Regions from separate parts of the Homo sapiens genome. Here regions 2, 3, 4 and 5 are each linked to region 1. The links are chromatin loops, found by intact Hi-C in ENCODE. Cell type or tissue: chondrocyte. All regions are shown on one strand.

What was found. Peaks named below come from ENCODE experiments on the same cell type or tissue, not always from the same donor. Only the 100,000 strongest peaks of a DNase experiment are listed, where the experiment ranks them.
Region 2: a loop joins it to region 1, with 3.0 times the contacts of the local background. A loop is called at or near these places in 41 of 110 quality-filtered maps.
Region 3: it touches region 1 in a loop (4-fold over the local background); 20 of 110 quality-filtered maps call a loop at or near these places.
Region 4: it touches region 1 in a loop (3-fold over the local background); 64 of 110 quality-filtered maps call a loop at or near these places.
Region 5: a loop joins it to region 1, with 1.8 times the contacts of the local background. A loop is called at or near these places in 2 of 110 quality-filtered maps.

What each region holds. Positions count from the first base shown.
Region 1 is chr6:3,155,789-3,159,788 of GRCh38, reverse strand. It overlaps TUBB2A (tubulin beta 2A class IIa), which reads left to right and starts at 2,245. Exons shown (of 4, transcript NM_001069.3): 1 at 2,245-2,382; 2 at 3,637-3,745. The coding sequence starts at 2,326. It overlaps LOC105374889 (a long non-coding RNA gene), which reads right to left and starts at 2,088. Exons shown (of 2, transcript XR_926395.3): 1 at 2,036-2,088; 2 at 353-1,357. RefSeq lists a silencer at 1,904-2,363. In chondrocyte, CTCF peaks have their summits at 1,900 and 2,103 (motif pointing left); DNase peaks (open chromatin) are centred at 2,142, 2,473, 2,927 and 3,407.
Region 2 is chr6:3,229,819-3,233,818 of GRCh38, reverse strand. LOC100422781 (a long non-coding RNA gene) reads right to left here and starts at 2,416. Exons shown (of 2, transcript NR_147505.1): 1 at 1,657-2,416. RefSeq lists an enhancer at 1,237-2,019. In chondrocyte, no CTCF peak of the experiment used is centred here; no DNase peak of the experiment used is centred here.
Region 3 is chr6:3,207,562-3,211,561 of GRCh38, reverse strand. No RefSeq gene overlaps it. Among named protein-coding and RNA genes, the nearest start is that of LINC02525, 14 kb to the right of the region's middle. RefSeq lists enhancers at 1,983-2,072, 2,073-2,367, 1,315-2,514. In chondrocyte, a CTCF peak has its summit at 2,266; no DNase peak of the experiment used is centred here.
Region 4 is chr6:3,249,513-3,253,512 of GRCh38, reverse strand. No RefSeq gene overlaps it. Among named protein-coding and RNA genes, the nearest start is that of PSMG4, 7.4 kb to the left of the region's middle. RefSeq lists an enhancer at 704-998 and a silencer at 1,744-2,038. In chondrocyte, CTCF peaks have their summits at 1,637 and 1,869 (motif pointing right); no DNase peak of the experiment used is centred here.
Region 5 is chr6:3,741,041-3,745,040 of GRCh38, reverse strand. All of the region lies in intron 1 of PXDC1 (PX domain containing 1), which reads left to right. Among named protein-coding and RNA genes, the nearest start is that of PXDC1, 8.7 kb to the left of the region's middle. In chondrocyte, a CTCF peak has its summit at 2,462 (motif pointing left); DNase peaks (open chromatin) are centred at 680 and 2,480.

The DNA.
Region 1 (4,000 bases):
TGAAGAGCCAAGATGTGAGAGTTGGGGTGGGGGTGGGGAGAAGGTGGAGGTCAAGCCCTGGGTACCTGGGAGTAGCATCCGAGGGACAGGTTGTCCACTGGGGGCCCAGCAGCAGGGAGAGGGGAGAGAGGAGGAGAAATTCTAGGAAATCTGTCCCCACCCTGAGAAGAGGCACTAGGCACCTGCCTACCTACATCTGGGAGGATGCTGGGCGCTTCCTAAAGCTGGGGTGATTAAGACCTAACTTGGCCTAAGAGGCTACTCACAGACATCTGGCTTTAGTTTCCACCTCCGATACAGACCAACTATTGAGGTGGCAGGTAGGGTGCACATTAGGAATGACAGCATCATCTTGGGTTTTTTGTTGTTGTTTTTTATTGAGACGCAGTCTGGCTCTGTCGCCTGGGCTGGAGTGCAGTGGCGCCATCTCGGCTCACTGCAAGCTCCGCCTCCCGGGTTCACGCCATTCTCCTGCCTCAGCCTCCCGAGTAGCTGGGACTATAGATGCCTGCCACCAGGCTCGGCTAATTTTTTTGTATTTTTAGTAGAGACGGGGTTTCACCGTGTTAGCCAGGATGGTCTCGATCTCCTGACCTCGTGATCCACCCGCCTAAGCCTCCCAAAGTGCTGGGATTACAGGCGTGAGCCACCGCGCCCAGCCCATCACCTTGGGTTTTACCAAGGCATTTTTACTCCATAAACTCAATGTGCTTTCATATATGGCTTCTCATCTCCTACCACAAAGCCAGCTCCAAGGCACCTGTAATTATCATCATTATATAGTTGGAATGTGCTGGGAACCAAAGGCAGTCCCCAAGCCCCTGTTACCTAGTCCACCGTGCAGGGCCATCTTTGTGAATAATTAAGTCAGGTCCTTACCACAGCCCACCCAAGCCTTTAAAACTCACCTGGGCTTTTTATTTATACAAAGGCTTTAGATTCCTTCCCTTCCTAGCTTTGTGGCTGGTCAGGTCTTTCAACCTCGCTTTCGGAGCTATGAAATTGGGGTAGTAATAATGCTTACCAGAAGCCGGTGGTAGTCAACAAAAATATGCGTAAGTGAGCAGCAAATGGAAACCAAGTATGTAATTTTACATTTTCTAATTTCAAAACAAGTCATTTAACACAATGTATCCAAAACACTATTATTTTGATAGACCATCAATATTTAAGAATCAGTAATGAAATATTTCACATTATTTTAACTTACTGAGCCCATAAAAGCCAGTGTGTTCTTCACACTTAACAGCCCATCTCAGTTCAGATTACCTACGTTTCAATGCTCGGCAGCCACCGTGCCTAGGGTCTACCGAACTGGCCAGCCTAGCTCCGACAGCTTCTGTGAGGATCAGGCGACCTAAGGGGTGTAAGGGGCAGGGCCATCAGCTGACACATCAACGTGGCAGATATATTCCTCCTGTCTTTCCTCTCTGACACACACACACACACACACACACACACACACACACACCCGCAGAATTTTCCACATTTAAAAGGCCTTTACAAGGACGCAGGAGCCCAAAGCGGACATGTGACAAATCCAGCCCTTTGATAGCCCCCCCAACCCCCGCCCCCGACCAAGCCATCTTCCTCCCCTGCAGGGGCGAAAGGCCGCCCACCCCGCCATCCTGGCATTCCTTTCAGGCAGCTGCCCGTCGGCTCCCCGCGGCCCCCCACTCCTCTCCACGCTGCCCACCCCACCCCCACAAACGGCGTCCAGGACCCTGCCCAGGATGCGGGAAACCTTTGCCACCCGCTGGAGAGCCCACTGCAAATGGGTCTTCAATTTCCGGCCCCCTACTCCAAAGGGTACTCGACGCCTCTTCCCGTCCTTAGGAGGCGAGGACCCTGTTCCGAGGCAGCCCCTCCCCCTGGTTCCGGGGCCCCCGGTCCCCAGCCCCCCTCGGGGGTCCAGAGTGGGCGGCTCGGGGTGGGGATCGCGGCGTGAGCGGAGGACCCAGCGCCAGGGGTCGCCCGTGCCCGTGGATCGGGCAGGGGGCTGCGGCTGGGCCCGAGGCCCGGGCACCGCACTCACCGCCGGACCGCGAGGCCGGCCGCCCACCCTAGACCCAGCGGCAGCAGCAATAGGGCGAGCGCCCCCACACCTCGCACCGCGCCCCGGCTCCCCCTCGCGGTGCCGCAGTCCCAGCCGCACCGCCCCCGCGGCCACAGCCCCGCCCGTCATGACGTCACCGGGCAGGGCGGGTCCCCGGGTATAAAAGACCGAGCTGGGGGGGCGGCGGCAGGTCTCTGCGCAGCCCAGCCCGCCGGTCCACGCCGCGCACCGCTCCGAGGGCCAGCGCCACCCGCTCCGCAGCCGGCACCATGCGCGAGATCGTGCACATCCAGGCGGGCCAGTGCGGCAACCAGATCGGCGCCAAGGTGGGCTCACCGCCACGGAGGGGCCCGGGGTTGGGACCGAGGGTGCGGGCTGGGGCCGGGGCGGGGGCTGGAGGCCGCGGCGGCCCCGGGCTGGCCGGGTGGCACATTCCGCGGCGAGGCCGCCGGGCGGGGTCCGGGAGGCTGCATGACCCGCCAGGATGCCCGCAGCGCCGCAGCTGTGTGTGCGTTTAATCGGGGGCCTTTCGATTTCCCTGGGACACAGCCCTTCTGCGGGACGCGGTTGGCATTCCCCTGGGTGTATTTGTCTCAGAAACTTGGGTCGGGGGTACGGTCATATTTATTGCGCTAGCTTCATGTGAATTTAATTTGTATATTTTTCTCTACGGTTTGAATGAAAACATGCAGTGTCACTGGACTGGCAGATGTAACAGAGGCGTCCCTTTGGGTCGTACAGGCAAGGGTGTTAGATAAATTCCCTTGCTCGGGCACTGTCTTGACATGATGACATACAACGCGATAGTCTTGCTGCCAGTCCCCGAGGCGGCAGGTGACTGCGCTGGGTGGGGGCTGCAATTACCGACCGCTGTGTGGGAGGCAGCAGCGGGTCTGGTGCATGGGTGGGGGCGGGCGCCAGTACAAGGACGTGGTCTCTTTGAGAACCGCCATGTTGCCCACCCAGCCTCCCCGCCGCAAATTCACAATGCAGCCAGCGCCCTCACGATGGCCAGCTCCTTCCACTGCCGCCCAGGTGCCCTCCCAGGCTCCTGCTGCCCTTCGCCCAGTCCCTCCGGTGGTCAGTGCCAGCATGTAGATCGGTGGCTTAAACCTGCACTGTTGCAGGAGTGCCTGGGATCTGTGCCAAGAGAGCTTGATCCCTGGAGGCAGCCACAGAGTGGGTCCCCCTGTCCTTGGCCTGCCACGACCCATCAATCATCCCGGATGCAATGGCATTCAGCCCTGCCTGGGGTGACACAGCCTCCCTGTACCCCTTCTCCACTTCTCTACTCTCCCCACCCTCTCCCTAGAAGGGCATCTGCTGTGTCCCCTCCTCCTCCAGGGCCCCTCCCAGCCTTTCAGTCTATCCCCATAATATGGCCGATGCTCTGCGGATTTTCAAGCCCCTCAGCAGCGGCTGCTGCAGGAAATAGGGGGTGCAGCTCTTTGCTCTCTGTCTAGCACTTACTAACTGTCTGACCACAAAAGCCCCTGTTCCAAGGACATGGGAGGAGGACAAGGCCATCCTTAGTGACATTCAGGATGCAGAGCCATGGTGTGGTTCTTTTTTCATTTCAGTTTTGGGAGGTCATCAGCGATGAGCATGGGATCGACCCCACAGGCAGTTACCATGGAGACAGTGACTTGCAGCTGGAGAGAATCAACGTGTACTACAATGAGGCTGCTGGTGAGTAGCGGGATGTGTGTGCCCAGGAATCCTTGCTTTCCATGATGTGGGAGATGAAACGTCCCAGGAACATGCACGTGACAAAGGCATGCTTCTTGCATATTCATTTCAAATGCCAACTGCTGGAAAAACATGTTTTATGGTTTCCTAAGATTCCTGCCTGTTTGCCACGGCTAAGCACACTCAGGACCTCCTTTTTCTTAAAAGCAGAAAATCTCCTGTTCTCCTTTTGTCTCAGATGCTGGAATTGAATGC
Region 2 (4,000 bases), 74 kb before region 1:
TTGTGCCTTGGAATATTAGCTTATAAGAATAAATATATATAATTTAAGAATAAATAAATATACATATATTGGGAATGTATACCCTCCTTTTTCTTTTGTTAATAGAGATATACAATGAAAACTCATTACACCACTGCTCTGATGTAATAAATGCAAAACCTGTACCAGTCCTATGATGCAAACTGGGGGCATAGAGCATAGGCAGTCCATTGCTCCTGGCAACTAGTGGGACGTATCACAGATAGATGAGCTGCATCATGAAGAATGAGTGAGATGCCCCAGGCGAGGAAGCAGAGAGGGTCATTCCAGGTAATGGATTAGTGTGAGCAGAGACTCAGAAACTTCAGAGAGCATGTCCTTTTTGGAGATCAGTGTGCAGGTTAATGTCCCCTGGAATGGACTGCATATACCAGACGGGTGGCAAATAACACTGGAAAGGTAGGTAATGTCCAGACTGAAGGACCTGAATTGTATGATAAGTGTTTGGACCACATACTATAAGCAATACAGAGTTGATGGAGATGTATGAACAACCTACAGAATGGGAGAAAATATTTGCAATATGCCGCAGACAAAGGACTAATATCCAGAATTTATAAGGAACTTAAATCAGCAAGAAAAGAATCAATAACCCCATTAAAAAGAGAGCAAAGGATATGAACAGACATTTTTCAAAAGAAGACATACAAGTGGCCAACAAACATGAAAAAAATGCTCAACATACTGATCATTAGGAAAATGTAAATCAAAATCACAATGAGATACCACTTCACAGCAGTCATTATTATTAAAAAGTAAAAACAAAACAAAACAAAAAAAAACAGATATTGGCAAGGCTGCAGAGAAAAAGGAATGCTTATTTGCTGTTGGTGCGAATGTAAATTAGTTCGGCCACTGTGGAAAGCAGTTTGGAGATTTCTCAAAGAACTAAAAATAGAACTACCATTCAACCCAGCAGTCCCATTACTGGGTATATACCCCCCGCCCCAAAAAAATCATTCTACCAAAAAGACACATGAGCTCCTGTGTTCCTCATAGCACTATTCACAATAGCAAAGACATGGAATCAACCTAGGTGCCCATCAATGGTGGAATGGATTAAGAAAATGTGGTACACACACACCACAGAATACTACACAGCCCTTAAAAAAAAGAAAACAAAATCACGTCCTTGGCAGCAACATGGATGCAGCTGAAGGTCATTATCCTAAGCGAAATAATACAGAAACAGAAAACTAAATACTGCATGTTCTCACTTATAAGTGGGAGCTAAATATTGGGTGCACACGGACAAAAAGATGGGAACAATAGACGCTGAGGACTCCAAAAGGAGAGAAGGAAGGAGCAGAGCAAGGGCTGAAAAACTCCCTATTGGGTACTACGTTCACTATCTGGGTAACCAGGTCGATAGAAGCCCGGACGCTCAGCATCATGCAATATACCCTCGTAATAAACCCGCACATGGACTCCCTGAATCTAAAATTAAAATAGAAATTTTAAAAAAGAAGCAGGCTGGGCATGTGAAGCCCAAAGAACTCCGTTTGGAAACTGCACTGCTGTCTCTGCAGTGTGGCCACAGTGACTGCCCGCCCACCAAGCATCTAGAGCCCAGAGGCAGGGGTGTTGCTGCATGGATGTGTCCACCTGGATACGCACGTTTTCATTTCATTTAAATGGCAAACAAAGGTCTTGGGCAGATTTCGAAAAGCACTGGTGAGCTGCGGAGACATTTCCGAGCAGGAGCTGATGTGGAGGGTTTTCAGCGCCGGGTGAGGGTCCCGCAGCCACAGCGATGTTCTAGCCTCCGCCGCGGAACTCACAGAGGTTCCCCCGCCATAGCCTCCCGCGTGCGCTCCTGCGCTTCCACCAGACCTTATTTATAAGTCTGTTGATTTCGCAGGCCGCACCTTGCAAGGGGCACACGGTCCGTCTTATTATTTCATAATCACTTCTTCTCTTTTTGTTTTCCACCCGGCCTGGCTCTGTGTCTAGGACTCAGCGTGCATTCCCTGGGCTCGGCCTGCCCCGCCTGCCTAAGAATCCCACAAATCATTGACAGCGTGGGGGAGGGGAGATTGCCTGTAGCAGGGAAATGGCGCCCTAGAAAAGCCAGGATGCTACTCCCTCCGCCGATTTGTAGGACAAAGCAGGCAAAGCTCTCTCGTGGAAGCTCGGCTCTCTCAGTCCCGACCGAGGCCATTATAACTCAAATTCACAACCTCCGGGGATGCGAAAACACCCGGCCTTACTGAGGAACAAAGGGCAAGTGTTCCCGCACTGCGCTGCGTTCGTGGGCTCGGGGTTTTCGCTGCTGGTTCCAGCTTTTGGTTGCCCTGCTTGGCTGGTCCCTGCGGGGCCCACGGCTGCGGAAGGACAGGGCTCTGAGGCTGCCACCCCGCAGCCCCTGCGACTAAACAGTGCCGGGCAGCTCCGCCGGGGCCGCTGGCTTCCCAGGCGGAGGAGGGAAGGCCTGGGGGGAAGGGGGAGGGCAATGGAATAGAAACTGGGGAGCGACAAAGCTGAGAAGGCGCAGATCTTGGCGGATCCCGGGAGCTTCCTCCACTGTGTCCTTTCCGCAGTCACAGTATGGGGCTGCGACCGCTTCCTAGCCCCCATGCCCCGGGCATTTGGCTCTTTTACATAAATGCTAGGATTGGTAGCTTTCCAATATTTCTAAATGGAGAGCTATGAGAAGAGGTGATGTGTGTGTGTGTGTGTGTGTGTGTGTGTGTGCGTGTGTGTGTGTAAGGAAATAATGATGGATTTGCAGTCTCTTTCTTTCAACTCCTCTTCATTCATTGGCTAAGTGTCGGTTGCCTAGGAAACCGCGTGCATCTCGGCTGCAGAGCCAGCTATGGGGGCTGCGGGCTGGGTTTTTGGGGTTTTAAGCGGTGAATCCTGGCAAGCAGTGAAGAACCCTAATGCTAAATGTCTAGTAATTTCAATAAATGTGTCAAAAATATATGCTACATTATGAAAACAGTGCTTTAAAAATTTACTACTATATAAAGCCTCTTTTCTATCAGACTTCTTCAAACAATGACTGTGTGTGTAATAGAGAAATGCAAATTCACTTGAGGACATGCCGTTGAAAGTAATCTGAAAATTGTGAAAGCAAATATAATTTTAATAGTTTAAGGGATATCTTGCTCACCTCAGTCACGCAATAGATTACGTATAAAACAAATGTTGAATTGTATTTTATGCAGCAATATTTCTACAATTGTCTCTGGAAGGGAAAATTTTTAAATGTTAGTACATCATCAAGACTAACATTAAGAGATCATGAAATATGTTGCCCCGAAATCTTCGTGCCTGATATACGATGACCTAGATTGAGACGCATTGCATATAATGAATAGACAGAAATGCTGGGGACCCAACTGAAAACGACTTTTTTTTTCTTTGAAAGCCGGGTACCAGTCTCTTTATGCGAGCTACATGGATTAAGAATGATTTTTTTGTTTAAGGGTTATCAGATAAACTGAAAGACTTCAGGGAAAGGTGTGGCTGTTGTCAACATTTTAACACAAAATCGGCTCCTTGTGAAAATAAAAATGTGCAGCATCACAATTCCAGTGGGGGTGGGGGTGGGGGTGCGATGTAGACCGGTTAACAAGACTGGCTGCCCGGAAGGGGCAGGGGTGTGGGGACAATTCGAGCAAAATGCTTGAAAGGAAAGCAGATCTTGGGCCAAAAGTGTCCCCAAGGGCACTCTGGGCTTTCAGAAGGATGATTTCCAGCCTCATCCTATCCCAAACCAACCCCTTTAAAAGAAACCTGAGAGGAAAGGGTCTTTTCATCTATCTATATGATCTTGAACACGCGTTTTCACCCGGGCACTGAATGGAGATTTGGCTCGGAAACAGAAGCTGAGAAATGAATTGGTTAGATGAAGGAGGCAGGCGGCCAGCTCAAGTTACTCAGCATGGAGCTGAGCGGCCCCCAACCCCACCCCCCAGCGCTGAGCATCAGGGTTGCTCCTGGGAGCTCGCAGCGA
Region 3 (4,000 bases), 52 kb before region 1:
GAAGATGCAGTTATCTTTGGAACTTGCAGTCTTTCCTCAGTCCCTGCTGCTACAGCTTCCTCCAGGACCACAGGCTCCAAAGTGACCCCGAGACCAGGAGGTGGGAGAAAGAGGGGTGTGACCTAAAGAAGGCCTTCCCCTAGGGCAGTCCCACTAATGACCACGCAGAGGAGGATCCTGTTAAGGAGAAGCACAGCCTGAGGGTGGTGACTGAGGGAGCAGGAGGAGGAGGATGGAGAGTCCAGGAGAGAAGGGATGAGCAGGTTCCCAGCAGCCTCTCAGCCCTGCCCTCTGAGTGCCCTCTCATCACTACGCCAGCTTCCTTGGCTCATGCCTAGGCCCTGAGGAAACTCACTGCAGGGTCAGCCCTACTTCTGGCCTCTAGGGGTTCACTGACACCTCCATTCTTCATCCAAGTAAGGATGTAAGACAGTCCCATAAGATGAGGTTAGAGGCCGGGCCCAGTGGCTCACACTGAAATCCCAGCACTTTGGGAGGCTGAGGCGGGCAGATCACTTGAGGTCAGAAGTTCAAGACCAGTCTGGCCAACATGGCAAAACCCCATCTCTACCAAAAAATACAAAAATTAGCCGGGCCTGGTGGAGCACGCCTGTAGTTCCAACTACTCGGGAGGCTGAGGCACGAGAATCACTTGAACCTGGGAGAGGGAGGTTGCAGTGAGCTGAGATTGCATAGTACTACTGCACTTCAGCCTGGGTGAAAAAGTGAGACCCTGTTTAAAAAAAAAATTAATAAATTTAAAGAAGTAAGGTTAGAACAGCCCTGGAAGAATTGAGAGATTCTAAATCCTGGAAGCAAAGGACTTCCAAGCCACAGGATTCTTATCCTAGCTCAGCCTCCTACAGACTGGCACAGCTGGTCCTGTCACAGGCTTCCCCTCCTGCTTCCTCTTCCCTTCCTCAGCACTGTCTGGGTTGGGTGCAAGCAGGGGGTCTCAGTCGTGAGACCACAGCGGACCTGGGGTGAAGGCGCTTCTGGGCATGGGCCTCCTCCTTTCTCTCATTCCTGGACATAGCCCAAGGATGGACCTCGGCCTTCGGGTCCTGTATTGCTCCCTCAGTTATCTCTGGGCCACCGGTGATGGAGACACTTCCTCATGTAGACATTCAGCATTGTCTTTGGGGTGTTCCATCACCTTCAGTAGATCCTGGGGGTCTCTGTGGCCCTGGTCTGGGGCTCCTCACTGGCCTCATCCCGCTTCTCCTGATCCTGCTCAGGTTTCCTCGGGCAGAGCTGCTTGCCTGTGACAGTTCCAGCCTTCACTGAACTCCTCTGTCTGCCCCAGCAGCAGGGGCTACAGCCTGAGCCTGATTATGCTGGAGGTTATAGGGACTCAGTGGGCCACATCAGCTCCTGGGAACACATGCACCCCCAGCAGCACAGCCCTAACCTCATTAACTTATCTTAGAACCACTCATAAGTCTCTAGTTCCTCTGAGTGGTTTCTTTAGCTTATAGCTCATGCTCCCAGCAATAAACAAAAAGAGCTCGTTTGCTAAAGGTTCTGTGTGATTCTTGGAGCATCAAGCAGCTCTGCCCCCGGGGCCCAAATGATAAGCAGGCGTCACTCCACTCACATGCCCTGTGACTTGGCAAGCTCCTTAACCTCTCTGGGCTTTAGTTTCTTTATCTGTGAAATAGAAATTTCATCTGTGAAATAGTAACGATCATTATGATTCATAAGGTTAAATCCAAAAGAGTACCTAGAACAGTGCCTGGTGTATAGCAGTTCTTGACATTGTTGGTTATCATCGTTGTCATTGCTGAAGCCATTCAAGGCAGTGCAGAAGAATTCTCACCTCTTAGACAGAGTGCCCCGTAAAGCAAGCACCCTTGGGAGCCGTGGCTGGTGCCCAGGTCAGAGAGCAGGAAAGTGGGAATTCCATGTGGTAACTGAGTGAGGGGGAGTCATGAGTCACACTCTGGGGACTCTCCAAAGTACTAGGTTGAATCATATGAAATTGCTGGGGCTTTTGGAGAAAACCATAGGTTTCTATTAGTGTGGCCCCACTTGCAGTCTCAAGCAGAGGAGACTGGGAAAATACGGATTTCTCAGGTCTCCCACTCTTCCTACTTCTTCCGGGTTCTCCTGATGATTCATCTGCAGGGCGGAGCTTCTGAGTCTACACCCGGCTCCTCTAACCCTCAAGTGCCTACTCATCACCTGGGGATCTAGTTAAATGCAGATTCTGGCTTAGTTGGTCTAGGGCGGGGCCAGAGATTCTACATTTCCACCAAGTTCCCAGCTGATGCCGCTGCTGCCTGATCGTGCTGCGAGGAGCAGAGCTCTAGCATGTCGTCAGCAGGCCTTTGACTCATCCTAGCTCCAGAGATCCCAGAAGTCGCCCTTTCCCTTGCAGCCCCGGTAAATTAAAAACAGAATGAAACAAAGCTGCAGCAGGGCAGCAGCATCTGTGTCAAATTCCCCCACCCCACCTGTCTGGAGAGTTTCATAGGTGACACTTTTCGCTGCAGGCCCATTAAGCCTATTAAAAGGGATCTTTTTCCCTTTCCTTTCTTCACTGACCATTTGTTCAACAGATATTTACTGAGCACCCACCATTGACAGATACTACACTAAGAAGAGAGATTCCAATCTATGCTTTGTACTGCAGCCAGGGTGATTATCAGAATTGAAAACCTGATCCTGTTATTTCACTTCTTAAACTCTCATTTCCCTGAAGTATAAAGTGCAAGTGTCCTAATACAATGCTGAATACCCTCTGAAAGCAGACTTCTACCCTGATTGACAGTCACCCTACCTCTAGCCCTACCCAGTACCTGAAAGCTTCCCCTGCTCCCTGCTGACCAGCCCCCAAGCTTGGGCTCCTGCTCTCTCTCTCTCTCTCTCTCTCTCTCTACCTCACTCTTCCGAGCCTGCCCTTGCCACCTCATCCATCACTCATCCTTTTCAAGATAAAGCTCCCCACCACGCCGTTCAGGGAGTCTTCTCGGAACCGAGGTGGATTTCCTAAGCCCCCTTGGTTCTGACAACTTTACATAGAAATTCTGTCAGTTCCTTTCTCCACAAAACTTTAAGTTTCTCAGACATAGAGAAATGTCTCAGTCATTTCCCCATCAGCCAGTTTTGGCGGAGCTGCATTTCGGTCTAAGCGCTATGCTGCCTGGTAGGAATTCCTTCTTGCCTGCAAGTTTTCCCGTCTCAGAGGTTCATGGCCCCGACCTGCTTCCAGTCATTAGTGTTGGCTCCCAAGCAGCTGGCAAAGGGCTGGGTCACAGATTGCTGAGGGATGGAAAAGGATCCAGGGCAAATGTGCGTCATCCGTGGTATGCAATGTTTTACAGCTCAGCTATGGAGACAGAATCAGTAACAGCCCATCAGGAAAGGGTGAGGAGAATACCAAGGAAGCAAGAGAAGGACAGGAGGAAGGGTCACTGATGTCTCCCGAGAACCACGGTACCCTTAGAAATGCAGTGTGCTGGGGAACCTTAGATACACTCCCACCCTGAAATTCTCTCAACTGTGGATATAATGAGATGAAAAGGGAATCCAAACTCTTTGCAGCTTCTAAAACGAGTCCCATCTTGCTTCGCCTAATGTTTGGAAGGGCTAATCTTCCCTAATTTGGCAGCTGTTGCAACCATTTCACTTTCGTGTCACTGAATTGCTAAAAATCTTTCTTTTCTTTGACACAGAGTCTTGCTCTGTCGCCCAGGCTGGAGTGCAGTGTTGTGATCTCAGCTCACTGCAACCTCCACCTCCCGGGTTCAAGTGATTCTCCTGCCTCAGCCTCCCAAGTAGCTAGTAGCATGTGCCACCACGCCCAGCTAAATTTTGCATTTTTAGTAGAGATGGGATTTCACCACATTGGCCAGGCTGGTCTTGAACTCCTGACCCCAGGTGATCCACCCATCTTGGCCTCCCAAAGTGCTAGGATTACAGGCATGAGCCACTGTGCCCAGCCAAACCTTCTTTCTTTTATGAGAGAAGAGTTTGAGAAAATATTTGACTTTTTTGT
Region 4 (4,000 bases), 94 kb before region 1:
ATAGTGCAGCGGCGGACTAGAGGGCTCCTCAAGCGCGGCGAGAGAGGACGTCGAGGCAGAAGAGGCACCGACAGCGAGCGAGGGCAGCTAGCAGGTTGTCACCTTTTACCATGTCCCCAGTGAAAAGACTACAAGAAACAGGGAACCAAGAAGTGGAGGCAAAAATGGCTGTCACTTCCAACAGTCCACTGAGGAGAGTGGGCTTCCCAAACCTGCGCCTGTGGACTGCAGGATTAGAAGCCCCATATCCCAAAGGGAGAACACTTCCACCTGAGACTTAGCAAGAGCCCCGTTAAGCAGTAAGCCATGGCTGCTGTGGGGCACTTTGGGCTCCTTGGTGAGTTGAGAACAGTCACCATCCTGGCAAGGGAGATCCACCCTGGTCATCAGCAGGAAGAGGGCTGTTGACACCCTGTGGGAGGAGCAAGGAAGGTATTCGGTACTCAGCTGATCTACTTGGGCGCCACAGGGGACTCCCTTGCCCAACTGTGACAGTAAATGGAGGAAACAGCAACTCCAGCCTGGGAAGGGCAGATCCCCTTGCCAGGGAAGAACTGTCGCCCAGCTGCTGGGAGCACAGAGCCTTCAAGTGTCATCCCCCATAGGGATTTGTTCAGCTCCTGAGAACTGCCTTGCCTAAGGTCTTTCCTGTGGGGACTTTCTGTTGAAGACAACGGATTAAAGGCATGGCCACTTGGGCGCAATGTGCATGGTCAATTCTGACAGCCGCTTTCGCCCTTTCTGGCTGATTTTGTTCCTCAACTAAAGTGAATCTGTGGCTAGCATTGCTCTCAGAGCCACAGGCACACCCAGCAGCCTGCAGGCGTTCCCACCTGACTCACAGCACCGGCCCCTCGGCGCAACCACACTGAGCAGCTCCTCCCTTCCTCTCCTGTCCTACCCGCGGCCAGCTTGCCTGACTGTGTTCCGGACAGTGGTGCACAGACCAGACGCATTCATTTCCCAACCGTAAATATGAGACTCTTCCCAGTTACTGCAGCAGCGCTGCCTGCTCACATCTCCCACACTGGCCTGCACTGCTGCTGTGACATTCTGATGTTTCCTTGCTTCTTGTTTCACTGGCTTCCAATTTTTCTTTCTCACTATTGCCAGAGAGATCTATTGAAGCAATATGTCTGATGATGCTACGCCTTCTAATAATTCTTTGGTGATGTGTAGCCCAAACACCTTTGCAGACACACAAGGCCCCTCACCTAGCTGCTGGTCCCCTTCGTGTCTGTCCCTGATGTCACGCTCAGGCAATAACTCCACAGTTCAGTATCTGCCCCGTGTACCACCACACACGGCGCCACTGGGCCTGGGCCTGCCCTGCCTTACCTGCCTGAGAGACTAGTACTCCTGAGGTTCACCCCAACACCACCCCTCAGGGAAGCCTTCCCTGGCTCCAGGCAGGCTGGCGGCAGCTTCTCTTGGCCCTCATTTTTACCTCCTATAGAGCAATCATTGTATGCAATGTAAAATAAGATATATTTTATGTAATGGTCTTTCTGCATGCCCACCTTCCTCTCAGGAAGCTCCTAAGGATAGCGACAGGGCCTTTCGTCTGCAGTGCAGTGCACAGCCTTGGACTCTGCATGTAAGGCAGATAGCGAAAGTTGATTGAATGGTTGAGTGAGAGAACACAGAAGGACCTCACTGCAGGCCTCATCAGGGTCTTAGGCTCTAGTCCTAGCTCTACCACTAATTATCTCTATACCTTTATTCTAGGTCTGTTATCTTAGCTGTAAATTGAGACGATTGGCTTAGATCGTCTCTAAGGCGCCTTCCCGAGCTAATACCCTATGAAGATCAGATAAGAGAGCCGAATGGTAACTGGAGCCCTTCACTGCCGCCCATGTCATTCTGCAGGGGGCCACTAGGTGGCAGGTGGGAAGGAAGCGGGCAGGTTGAGAGCTGCCTTTGCTTTCAGAAAGCGATGGGAGTTACTGGATTCTTGCTCCTGCAGATCACTCGGGCAGGACAGTTTATTTCTCCAGATTCTGCAATTGCAGATGAAGCACGGGGGTCCTGGTCCCCGGGTAGTTCACAGCCCACAAATGTAAAACCGCCCAGCAGCAGAAGGCGAAAGAGGCCGATTCGAAGAGAAAAAGCAAGGTTTCCTAGGGTGTTTGATTCACCCCCTCCTCTTTCTCCGACCAGGTTAGATTGTGAGCCTTTGTCTGGCATGAATTTCATTAAGAACAAAGATTCAAAGATGATGGATAAGAAAACTGCTCCGTGACCAGCTGGGCAAGGTGGCTCACATCTGTAATCCCAGTGCTTTGGGAGGCCGAGGTGGGAGGACTACATGAAGTCAGGAGTTTGAGGTCAGCCTGGCAACATAGTGAGAACTTGTCTCTACAAAAAATGAAAACTTAGCCAGGCGTGGTGGTGTGCACCTGTAGACTCAGCTACTTTGGAGGCTGAGGTGGGAGGATCACTTGAGTCCAGGAGTTCCAGGCTGCAGTGAGCTATGATTATACCACTGCACTCCAGCCTGGGCGATAGAATGAGATCCTGTCTCAAAACAACAACAAAAATCTTCCTTTGATCATACATTCACTCTGATTACCTCCCCGTATCTCTGCTTCCCTCTACAGCAAAACTCCTGGAAAAAGGCTTCATATGTGCTGTTTTCAATTCCTCTCTTCCCTTGCTCTTGTGAACTCGCTTCTTTCCTGACATTTCACTAAACTGCTTCCACCAAGGTCACCACGCCACATCTTAGTCTCTTCCTTGCTCAACGGGCAGCATTTGATTTCTGGGGCGCTGCTCTGTCTTGGTGCCTCGTCCCTCCAGGTCCCTCCTTCTCAGGCTCCTTGGCTGGTTCTTCGTCATAGTCCCACCTGTGCAGCAGAAGCGTCCAGCGTCCTATTCTCTCCAGCTCCGCAGCCCATGGCTTAATTCCTTCTGCACACGGATGACTCCCACACTGGTTTCTCTGGAGCCAACCTCTCGCCTGAGCTCCAGTGCATATGGTCAGCTGCCTACTCGGCATCTCCATCAGAAACCTCCAACTTACTGTGCGGTTTCCCTCCAAGCCTGCTTTCCCACAGGCTTCCCCATCTCAGCAGCACCTGCATTCTTCCAGCTGTGGGTCCCAGCTGTCCCCACTCACCCTTCACAAGCACAGACAAAACACTTTGGCCAGCAGCAGCCGTTTCCCAGTACACAAAAGAAGAAGGCTTGCCCAAGTTCTGATGTCATCAGGCCCTGGTTCAAAAGGAAAAATAGGATAATCCTGTTTCGTCCAGAGGAAAAAGGCTTAAAGTGGATGGAAACAAGTTAAGCCTCACATCACTGTGATTCACAGGCAGAATCAACCAGAATGAGATTTTTCTATAACTCTTCCTAAAATGTCAATACAGTTTTCTTAACCGAGCAAGTGTCAATACAGCCCTGCCCTACCCAGAGGACAGCTCTGGCCTTAGACCCTGGGCAACCCCATGAAGGGCATTAGGGAGGCACCCTGTCTTCACTCCACCCGACCCCTGCTGCTGTGGAGGCAGGGGCAGCAGGAGCCCAAATTTTACCTTCCCCAACCCTGCCCCTGCGGTGTAGGGCCAGCCCTGGGCTGTGGCTCAGTAGGAACCATGAGTGATGAATAAAAAGATTCCTCCCCATCAGGCTAGGCCTGGGGGGCAGCCCAGCTTTTTTACCCACTTGCTTTAGGGAAGGGCAGTAACAAGATGGCAGATTAAGCACAGCACAACAGAAAGGAGATTTCCAGCATGAGAGCAGTTGGGTAGTTGGTCCTCATCTTGCTAACCCTTTCTTCCAGCAGATTTTCTATGCACTGAGCTCCGTGCACACTATTGTGTATTTGATTGGATCTCCAGGCACAGACAGCTTGTTGCAGAGACAAGACCAGCAAACACAGAATGAAAACCAACAATAGAAGACAGAGCATGAAACACCACACAGTTCAGGAGTAAGAAGGGGCTGAGCCAGGCTGGTCAGGTAGCTGGGCCTGAGATGTCAGGGTGAGTTAGGCTAGAGG
Region 5 (4,000 bases), 590 kb before region 1:
TAAGAAAGATCCTAAGATCTAGGCCTGATCCTAAGAAAGAATGGCTGCCGCGGTGGCTCACGCCTGTAAGCCCAGCACTTTGGGAGGCCGAGGCAGGTGGATCCCTTGAGGTCAGGAATTTGAGACCAGCCTGGCCGACGTGGTGAAACCCCGTCTCTACTAAAGATAGAAAAATTAGCCGAGCCTGGTAGCGCGCATGCCTGTAGTCCCAGCTGCTCGGGAGGCTAAGGCAGGAGAATCACTTGAACCCTGGAAGCGGAGCTTGCAGTGAGCTGAGATTGCACCACTGCCCTCCAGCCTGGGTGACAAGAGCGAGACTTCGTCTCAAATAAATAAATAAATAAAAACAAGAATTGCCAAGTGCACAGAGTTCTTGTAGCCAGAACCTCCGTGGGAAGCCGTTGCCTCCTTGTCCCTCATGGGCAAGGCCCTTTCCCGGGATTTGTGAGACCACGCTTGTCCTTTTCTGGTCTCAGCTCTCCCCACCCCTGCCCTCCACCTTCCCCATCTCACTCCCTCTTTCCCCAACCCCTTTCACCCTTATATCCGCTCACCCTTCAGGCCGCCTCCTGCCCGGGAGTGTGGGGGGGATCCCCTGCTGTGCATCCTCCTGGCACCTGGATTTGCCAGGCAGGGGACAGTCTGTGGTCTGTGTTTGCCTCCTGTTGGCCCTCCTGGCTAGCATGACGTGCCAGGAGGCCGGGATCCCATCTTGTTGGCCGTGGTATCCCCAGCCTGGTGGAGGAGGAGCCATGGGTGCTTTGGGAAGAGCGACTGAAGTGCTTCCTTCCTGCCTGAGTGGGCTGCTCCCCCTGGGAACCTGTGATGCTGCAGGACGGACTGGCTAAGTGGATGGCTGTTGGAGAATGTTGAGTCTAAAATTTAGGAAGAGGATTTGGCTTTTAGTGGGGAAAATAATGAAAAAGCCTAGAGAAGGCAGGATTACGGGAAGAGCAGAGCAGAGCTCAGTAAGTTTAAGTCAAACATTTCTTTCCCAGTCGCTCTAGGAGCCACCTCCCAGGTACAGAAGGCAGCCACTGCTGCAGAGGGAGGAAGAGAGACTTCCCTCAGCCCCCAGCTTGGGTCCTCCGGGTGTTCTGTTTTTCCTCAGCCACTTCCATCTCTTCCTCTTGCATTCTCAGCTCAGCTTTTCACTCCTGAAAAGATGTAGAGGAGAGGTGGCTGTGGACCAGCCGCTGGGCGCCCCTGATGCATTGCAGCGTGGAGGTGTGGGGGAGGCCTTCTGTCCTGGTGTCCACACAGCCGCAATCTCGCTCTCCTTGTACAGTTATACTGCGTGACACTCCACAGGTGGAAACGTGTCAGTCTCGGATAGCGAAGAGCAGCCTCAGGTTCCCAGGGAGTTAGAACTTCCCTGGGTTGCTTAGTTATGCATTGAATAACCAGCTAGTCAGTTCTTAACTCGCTGCTGCTTCAGCATTGACTGCCTATTTAGAAAACAGGTACTTAGGAAGTTTTAAAGGCTTTCCTAAAACATTTTAGATATTTAGTTTCCAAGATGTGTATTATAGTCAACCTTTAAAGAATGTGTGTCTCCCGTGCAGCATACAAGATGAGGCTGCGTTCCCCCCTTCACCTCTGCATCTGTGTAGTGTGCTGATGGGCACATTTGTTAAATGGAAAGGAAACAATATAAATGTAATTTATGGTTTGACTCAGTTTGTTAAAGCTCACTTTGCAGAGCATTTCCCCGGGGCCGACTGTTGTGTGCGTGTGGGAACCGCGTCCTCTGAGTGCTCAGAGAGGCCTGTTCTTTGGGTAGTGGACGCTCTTTAACGTGTGACCTCCCAGCGCACCCGAGCCAGCATCCTGCCTTTAGTTTCAGAATTGCAGCAGCAGGAAGCCCTCCCGCTAGAGTCAGATGGCCAAGGTCCTCCCTGGAGGAAGCTGGGCCAGTTACCGCAAGTGTTGAGCCCAAAGCCTCCAATTCCCAAAAAAGTGGGACTCTGGACCCAGGTTTCTGAGATCCGGAAGCGGTGTTTGTTAACGTTGGCTCTCACTGTCAGATTTTTGTACTGCCTCCAGCGCGTTCAGTTCTGATTCCAAGAACAAATCAGGTGTTTGTGTTTGCAGAAAGCAGCTAATCCCCAAATTGACAGATACAACGCTGTGTTTTCAGCTTTCGAGACCTAACTCCTTTAGGAAGAAAAGTGACGCTGGCAGCCCCCTGTTGATACTCAGTCCCCAAATGTGTGTCCAGTTGGCCCACCGGAATTTATGTACAATTGTGTTACCAATTTTTTGGTTTCAAATTCTTAATTGTTTGGCTACATCTGGATGAAATTCTCATGTCACAAATTGTGTAGGATGAAATTTTTAAAGTTGAGGTTGTATTAGTGATTATTTATCAGAAATTAGAACAGTTTCCGGGGCTGTGAACTCTGAGGCTAACTTCCTTAAGCGTGCGTTGCAGTGAACGCCATCCTGCTTTTTCCGCAGAGTGCGCGCGCCCCCTGCTGGTCAGTCCTGAAAGACCCGAGCGAAGCGGCTCTGCTTCCGTTTTCAGGTTCGCTTGGCAGAATAGGCAACCCTCTTCACCTGCCTGCGGTATTCATCCGTGCGATCTCAGGCAGTGAAACCAAGTCGGACAGGAACCCCCAGAATTGTCATGCCATCAACAATATTTGGAATATAAAAACCAAAAGTTTTAGATGATCTAAAATTACTGTATTTAAGTGCAGTTTTGAAAACAAGTTTTCAAATCGTTGCTTATGGTAAACAGGTGACAACATTTGGAAAGAATCCACTAGCCATTTGGAAGCCAAAGCACTTGAGTCACAAAGGAGGAGTACAACAGGTAGGATAGAAAGAAACGCAGATGCACTCAATAGTTTGCTTTGGGGGAAGCAGTATTTCTTAAACTCATAGTTCTTGTCTGTTCCTGGAAAATAAAGCAGTGTCTTCAGCGTGGATTCTGCTCAGAACTTTTTCTTTATAAATTTGAGTATTTGTAATTTGGCATGCTGGCAGCAGGAGCTTGAGGTTTCCAGCTGTGAAACTGAGAAACCTTAGTGAATATAAAACAATCAGAAATTGCAAGATGAAGATTTCTTTTATTTCTGCACTGTGGTCCCAGTGGACAGTTGTACAGTTTTTTTTTAAAAAGTGTTTTCCTTCCACATTAAATACACCCATCCGTTTGGTGTATTTGAAACATTTTAAAAACAATTGAAGGGGAGTAGGGAAATGGGAGCGTTGGCATTTTAGGAAGGCCAGGCTGTCTGTAGTCTCTTGCCAGTGTCACTTCTTGAGTGGGGGCGGGGAGGCGTTTGCTGCTCAAGGCAGCCCCGCGCTGCGTTCTTGTCGCCGTGCTCTGGAGCTCTGGTGGTAGCAGCTGGAGCAACAGCAGCCCAGTTGTGCTGCTGTCAGTCAGGTGGGTTTCAGTAAGTTCAGCAGAATTCATCACTTCATGAATCAGCTGCGGCCCCTCCTGGGGAAGGGATCAGCGCTCGTTGTCATTCAGGTGAACTGTCTCCGTGGAGAAAGGACCACAGTGTCCTGAGAAAGCTGATCCAGATTGCCAGCTTGGTTGCCACCGGGAGCCGGAATGGGGAATTCAATAATGGACGTGCCCTTAACTAAAATCCTAGAGCTTAAAAAATAAGCACCGTCATTTCTGTGCTTCCAGGCAGGGATTCCAGCTCTTCACTTTCCCCATCTAAATTTTCTCAGGCTCCTTTTGTTTGGTTGTTAAGGATGTTTACACACCCAAGGAACACAGTTTGGCTTCCATTCAGAAACATAAAAGCAGGTGAAAGGAAGCAATGTGGTTCTGCACATTTCCACAAATAAAATCAAACCAGTGTGGCTCAGCAGTTTTAGTGCCACTTGGCCCTCGAGACTCTCCTTCGAGGCTGGTGACCGAAGAGCCTGCTGCTGGTCGGTTGTGTCTGGGGTCAGGCTGAGGTGATGACGAGAAGACCGAGACTGGGGTGCTGCCCAAGGGCAGCTGGTGCACACACAGGAGAGTGACTAACAC